Regions from separate parts of the Homo sapiens genome. Here region 2 is linked to region 1. The links are chromatin loops, found by intact Hi-C in ENCODE. Cell type or tissue: endothelial cell of umbilical vein. All regions are shown on one strand. Each heading gives the region's core, and the rest is flanking DNA. Links, peaks and the distances in the headings are about the cores only.

Region 1 (2,916 bases), core at 87-2,586:
CTAGAAATGCAAGATTGGTAAGGAAAGAATGCCCCAAGTGAGCATGCATACAACTTCAGTAAACACATGGCGCATGTCCCCATCCCAGGTGCTAGCAGGCCATTGCGCATGTGGACAGCCCATCCCAAGGGAAGAATCGGGGAAAAGGGATAAAAGACCCCAGAAGTATGTCAACTTATAAAACCCCAAAGTCAAATTACCCACTTGTCTTGCAAGTCACCCACTTGGCTCTCTTCAAGTGTATTTCTCTTCCTTTTGTTTCTGCTCTAAAACTTTTAATATAGTTTTACTCCTGCTCTAAAACTTGCCTCAGTCTCTCCTTCTGCCTTATGTCCCTCAGTTGAATTCTTTCTTCTGAGGAGGCAAGAATTGAGGTTGCTGCAGACTCATACAGATTCGCCCCAGTAACTTGGATACTGGCCACTGGTAACATATTTTGGTGCCGTGGGACTTGGATAACTTCTGCCACTAACATACTTTGATGCTGCATGACTCAGATATGTTCCCTAGTGGTAAGAGACCCCTCTACCACACCTTCTTTGGCTGGAGGCATTCAATCCTTGTACATGGTCTTCTCCTTTTCTCTCTCCTGCTTGCTAACCAACCCCCAGAATAAGTCCTTCAGCCATAAGTGACTCTGCTCCTCTTGGCTGATTTCTCAGTTCACTCTGATGGATGGCTTCCAGGGGTGGGAAGGACTGTGGCATCTGCACCGAGTAGATCTGAGGCATGAATGGCCCTCCTGGACAGGAGGTTCACCAGAATGGTAGGGCTGAAGCCTAAAACTGTGCAATGTCTGGGGTTTCCTCTGCTTTTTCAACTAAAATTGGCTCTTTCCCAAGAACCTGCACTGCCTATTCTCTTGTTTTCTCTGTGTGTATGTTCTGAAAAGGACTTGTGCACCCTCTGGACCATCTGCCACAGGGGCAAGTCTGTCTCTTTGCTCTTACTTTGCATGCCACGTGACCTCTTAAACACACACTCCCGCAGCTCTTATGCATTTGAGAGGCAGCAAAGACATGGGCTTCCTTGTGGATATCTCCTGAGATTTATACTTGTTCTTGTTCTTACCTTACCAGCTTGGATGACTTTCAACCCTTTCAACCCTGTCTGCTGACACATTGCCGGGACAAACACTAATTGGAACTCCGGCTCTGCCAGCTCCTTATGACTTACTATATGCTTTTCCTTCCTGTTACACCCCAGGGCTGGGTTTCCTGGTGGCTTTTGCAAATAGGTGGGATGCTTAAAGGGCAGGGTAAGGCCCCATGCAGGCAGACAAACTGCTTCAAAAGCCACCCCTCTTCCTTTGCCCCATTCGTGGGCAAAGGAAGAATTTGCCCTCCTCTGCCAGTTATTAGCCCAAGCCCCAAGTCCTCCGGAGGTTACTACTTTACGTCAACAGGGCAAATAAACGTTGTCCTCTTGAATCCAAGGGCTGCTATTTTTGCAAGCATATGAAGGCTTTCCATGAGTATTCCTCTCACTTCCTCCCACTTCTTCCCGTAGACTTCATTTCTCTAATTACTTCCACATTCTTCTCAACATGAATTAGGACCTTCGGGGTCATATTCAAAAGGAGTGGGGAGGGAAGTCTAGCCCCCTTGTGGCAGTTAGCTGAAAAACAGGCTTTTGTCTGCTTAACATGGGAAATGGGAATCTGAGAAAAAAGGTCATCATTTTTATTGCTAGAATGCTCCAAGCAAGAGTCACTATAAAGTCATGGAGATAAGGGTATAGGCCAGCCCAAGGCTACAGGTGCAAGAGACAAAAGTACCCACAGGACAGAGATGAAGGGTGCTCCCAGGCTAACAGATTATCATTAGAACAGAGATGAAAGGTTAGGGATATGCAGTAAGATCAGTTATTCTGGAACCTCAAGGATGAACAGGCGATCCACTGTTCACTCCAGTATCTCCTCTGTTCTCAAGTGGGTAATTGTGATGAGATGGGACCAAGAGTACACAGTAAGGCTGGTTAATTCCGGAACCCAAAGGACAATGGGGGATGCTCCATTCAGGATAATAGGAATGTAGAGGGAATGCCTTCTTTTTTCTTTTTCCTTTTTTTCTCTCCTGTTCTCTCTTTGCAGATGGGTAATCACATTCCCATACCACAGGACATGCCCCTGGGATGCATCCCCCAAAACTAGGAAAAGTTTGATTCTACCAAATGTTAAAACAAAACAAAAAAAAACCAGTTTTCCTTTGTAATACTGTTTGGCTTAAAAATAAACTGGGAGGAAATTACAAAAGTCAGCCTTGGAACCCAGTTCCCCTGTGCAGGAGGTCCTCAGATTAGCCTCCTCAGTCTTTTATAAGTGAGAGTAGAATAAGGAGGACAGGGCTAAGAAAAAGGAGACATGTAGGACAAGAAGCAGGCTCAACTATTGGCTGCTTTACGAGTTCTCCAACCCCCTCTAGGTTGCCCTAAGAACACTCATACAGGACAAAGCCAAGGTCACCTATGGAGGCGGCAAGTAAAATTATAAATTTCCCTTTTGCTTTCAAGAGCTGCCTACTGTGTGCTAATCTCCTTCTCTAAGCAACTCCCCTCCAAATCCTGTTGGGTAATGGGGCCAATGGCACCCCCTCCAAGAGATTCACATCCCTTTGGGCAAAAATATACTTTTCAAATGGGTGCCTGCTTAATACTTACCTGAAATCTGAATTTGTTTTTCTCTCTAATAGCTATATTTCTCCTGGGAAACCTACCTAAATCTTTAACCAGCAACTTCAACCTGGATGGTCTTACCTCAGGAGTTTAGAAATAGCTCACCATTATTTGGGCAAGTCCTAGCAAAAATATAACTGAGCAATTTCTTGAGGGGGAGATAACTTCTATAGTATGTAAATAACCTCATTTGCTTCCCCGTCACAGAACTTGCACAGCAACTTTCAGTACAAATCTTAACTT
Region 2 (2,916 bases), core at 118-2,617, 280 kb after region 1:
ATTGCTCATATGTTTATTACTTATCCTCTCCCGCCCCACTAGAATGTACACTCCATGAGAGCAGAAGCTTTATCTTTCTTGCTCCCTGTAGTATTCTGGCTCAATGCCTGGCACATAGTCATTAATACCTATTTGTTGAATGAATAAACAATTAAGTGGCAACTTCTTCAGGCCATGAGTAAACTATGGACCTTATATAAAGGGCTGCTATTTTCCATTTCTGTCGTTATTTCTATACCTAATATCTGTGATGCTATTTTGTATTAATTTTTTTGTCCAGAACTTCCTGTTTGGAATGCTTACGGATGGTAAGTGCTGATCTGTGTAGCAAAGGGCATTTTCCCAGCACCTGGTGAAGCCCCTTAACCAAAAATACATCTAGCCCAAGACTTGCACATTAATTTGTTCACTTAGTCTACCTTAAGATCACTCTTTAAAGAGGACATTTGTAAAGAACAAAGATTATGCTGTTTGTTTTGTTCTTAAATCTAGGAGTTTTATTTTCATAAAAAATGGTGGTTCTGTGGTTGCCTTCATGATATCAAAGACCCAGGTTCCTTTTATCTTTATGCTTAGCCTGCTTTGGCAAATGCTTGTTGCTTCATAATGCCTGATCCACCCTCACCTTCAGGTAGAAAGAAAGGAGGGTATTGGGGGATACATGTGCATGCCAGCTGAATCAGTATTCCCCCACTTTTTTTGTGTGTGTGGTGAAATTCACTTGACATAAAATTAACCATTTTAAAGTGAACGATTCAGTGGCAATTAGTATATTCATGGTATTATGTAACCCCCACCTCTATTCAGTTGCAAAACACTTTTATCACCCCAAAAGAAAACCCAGTATCTGTAAAACATTTACTCCTAATTCTCCCTTTCCCCCAACCCTTGGCAACCACCAGTCTTCTTTCTGTCTCTGTGGATTTACTTTTAATGAATATTCCATATAAATGGGGTCATATGGTATGTGATCTTTTATGTCTGGCTTTTTCACTTAACATGTTTTTAAGGTTTTTACATGTTGCAGCATGTATCAGTATTTTGTTCCTTTTTATGGCTAAGTAGTATCCCATTATATGTATATACCACAATTTGTTTATCCATTCAGCTATTGATGAATTTAGGTTGTTTCTATATTTTGGCTATTGTGGATAGCGCTGCTATGAATGTTTCTATAAGTATTTGTTTGAGTACCTGTTTTCAATTTTGGGGAGTATATACCTAGGAATTGCTGGGTCATATGTTCTGTGTTTCTGTGCTATTTCTTTTTGAAGTAATACTTCTTCCTGTACTATCTGCAGTAATTACTGTTATCCAATGGAGAGTAGTACAAGATGTCTCTTGTGGGATGTGGGAGTCAACAGAGAATACCAGAACTCTAGGGTCTGTGATCAGAGATTTCCTGGCAATAACTACAAAGGAGAGATTAATAGGAAATATGCATATATGCATATGAGGTAAGAATTCAGGAATTCCAGACAAACCCCCCCCAGGAAGGAATTAGGTTATCTAAGTCACCCTTTACATTTTTCCCCGGGATTCAGTCTCTGAGTCATACTGGATTCATCCTAGCCTTCTAGTGCCTTAATCTGGAACTGTGATCTGTATGCTCCAATTCTCTGTAATAGTCAAGCCTTCAAGTACAGGATCAGCAGTGGGCTGATAGCTTCATTTGGTTAAGCATGGAGGTGAGGCCCTTCTGTTTGAACATGCTTGGAACGGTACCTATATCAGGGGTGGTAGTGATGGCAGTTGTTAGCATTGAGAGGATGGATCCAGAGCGAAATTGCCTCTCACAGTATTTGTGCAGTATGGAGTCAGCGTTAATCAGCCCTATTCTACCAGCTTCAAAAACCGGAGGCTGGCAGCTTTTCATTTCAGGGTAGTGAGCTACCTGGGAGGTCTCAAGAATGATTCTGACAATGTTCCAAGGGAATCTTTCCTGCTGCTATGTGCCTGTGTGCAGGTATTATGTGTATGTAGGAGGGTGGAAAAAAGGCAAGACAGGGTGGGCCTTTATGTTTAGTGTGTGGGTGGGGAGGACCTACCGTGTGGTATATGTCAGTCACATTTCACATTTCTTACAGGCCTTAACTTCTAGTAAATTTAGTGATAATTTCTTTGCTGCTTTTTTCACTGAGACTCATTAAGCTATAAAATTATCACAATGTTACGGGCATCTGTGTCCATGTTTCCAACATCATTTAGGCATCTGGCTGCTTCCTACTGATGTAGCCTTCTTACCCCTCTCACCTCCTCCCCTGCCCCTACCAACAGTTGGGAACAAAACACTCACCAAGCAAAGAACTAACTGAAAGAATATGACAGTGGCTGCTTTTCCCTCCTACGCTACTATTTCTCAAAAAGTATTTTGGGCCAGTTTGGGAATTCTTAACTATGTCCTCGCTGCCCTCCCCTTATTTGACTCACAGATGTCTTTCCACACCACCTCCCCATCCCCCAAAATGAGCTTGGTAAGTCCCTTTCTAAAGTTGCCTTTCTCCTTGAGTGATACTCTACCTAGGCTACACCTTGGATCCTCCCTTGATTTTCTTCCCTCCTCTTTCCTGCATCCTCTTCTCCGCCATATCACTTCTGGAGCAAGCCTCTTAAACCTACTTCCTATGGTGAACATGAGTGGTTTTCATTTACTTCCCCACAGTTTTTATTCCTTCCCCACTCTCCATCCATGTGATTCAGCTGGGATTGACACCCATCATAGTGACTGGATATGGGTTCCAGGACAATCAAGTTACCTAAGGGTTTTTGTTGAAATGGAAAAAAAAAAAAAAAGCCACTCTTTTTTTCTACAAGGATTGCTAAGACAGAGACTAGAGGTGGAGAGAGACAGATTTCCAATCATGACACTTGAGCTCCTAAATTCTGCCACACTTGTAGCCATTCTTACCCTTACAA

The links. A loop is a pair of places that touch in the nucleus more often than their neighbours do. Peaks named below come from ENCODE experiments on the same cell type or tissue, not always from the same donor. Only the 100,000 strongest peaks of a DNase experiment are listed, where the experiment ranks them.
Region 2: it touches region 1 in a loop (8-fold over the local background); 2 of 110 quality-filtered maps call a loop at or near these places.

The regions. Positions count from the first base shown.
Region 1 is chr3:120,505,773-120,508,688 of GRCh38, forward strand. The region is part of intron 2 of LOC107986121 (a long non-coding RNA gene); the gene reads left to right. Among named protein-coding and RNA genes, the nearest start is that of FSTL1, 56 kb to the left of the region's middle. In endothelial cell of umbilical vein, for the core only: a CTCF peak has its summit at 1,595 (motif pointing left); DNase peaks (open chromatin) are centred at 1,139 and 1,509; H3K27ac peaks cover 1,268 bases.
Region 2 is chr3:120,790,645-120,793,560 of GRCh38, forward strand. No RefSeq gene overlaps it. Among named protein-coding and RNA genes, the nearest start is that of LINC02049, 44 kb to the right of the region's middle. In endothelial cell of umbilical vein, for the core only: no CTCF peak of the experiment used is centred there; a DNase peak (open chromatin) is centred at 1,457; H3K27ac peaks cover 1,624 bases.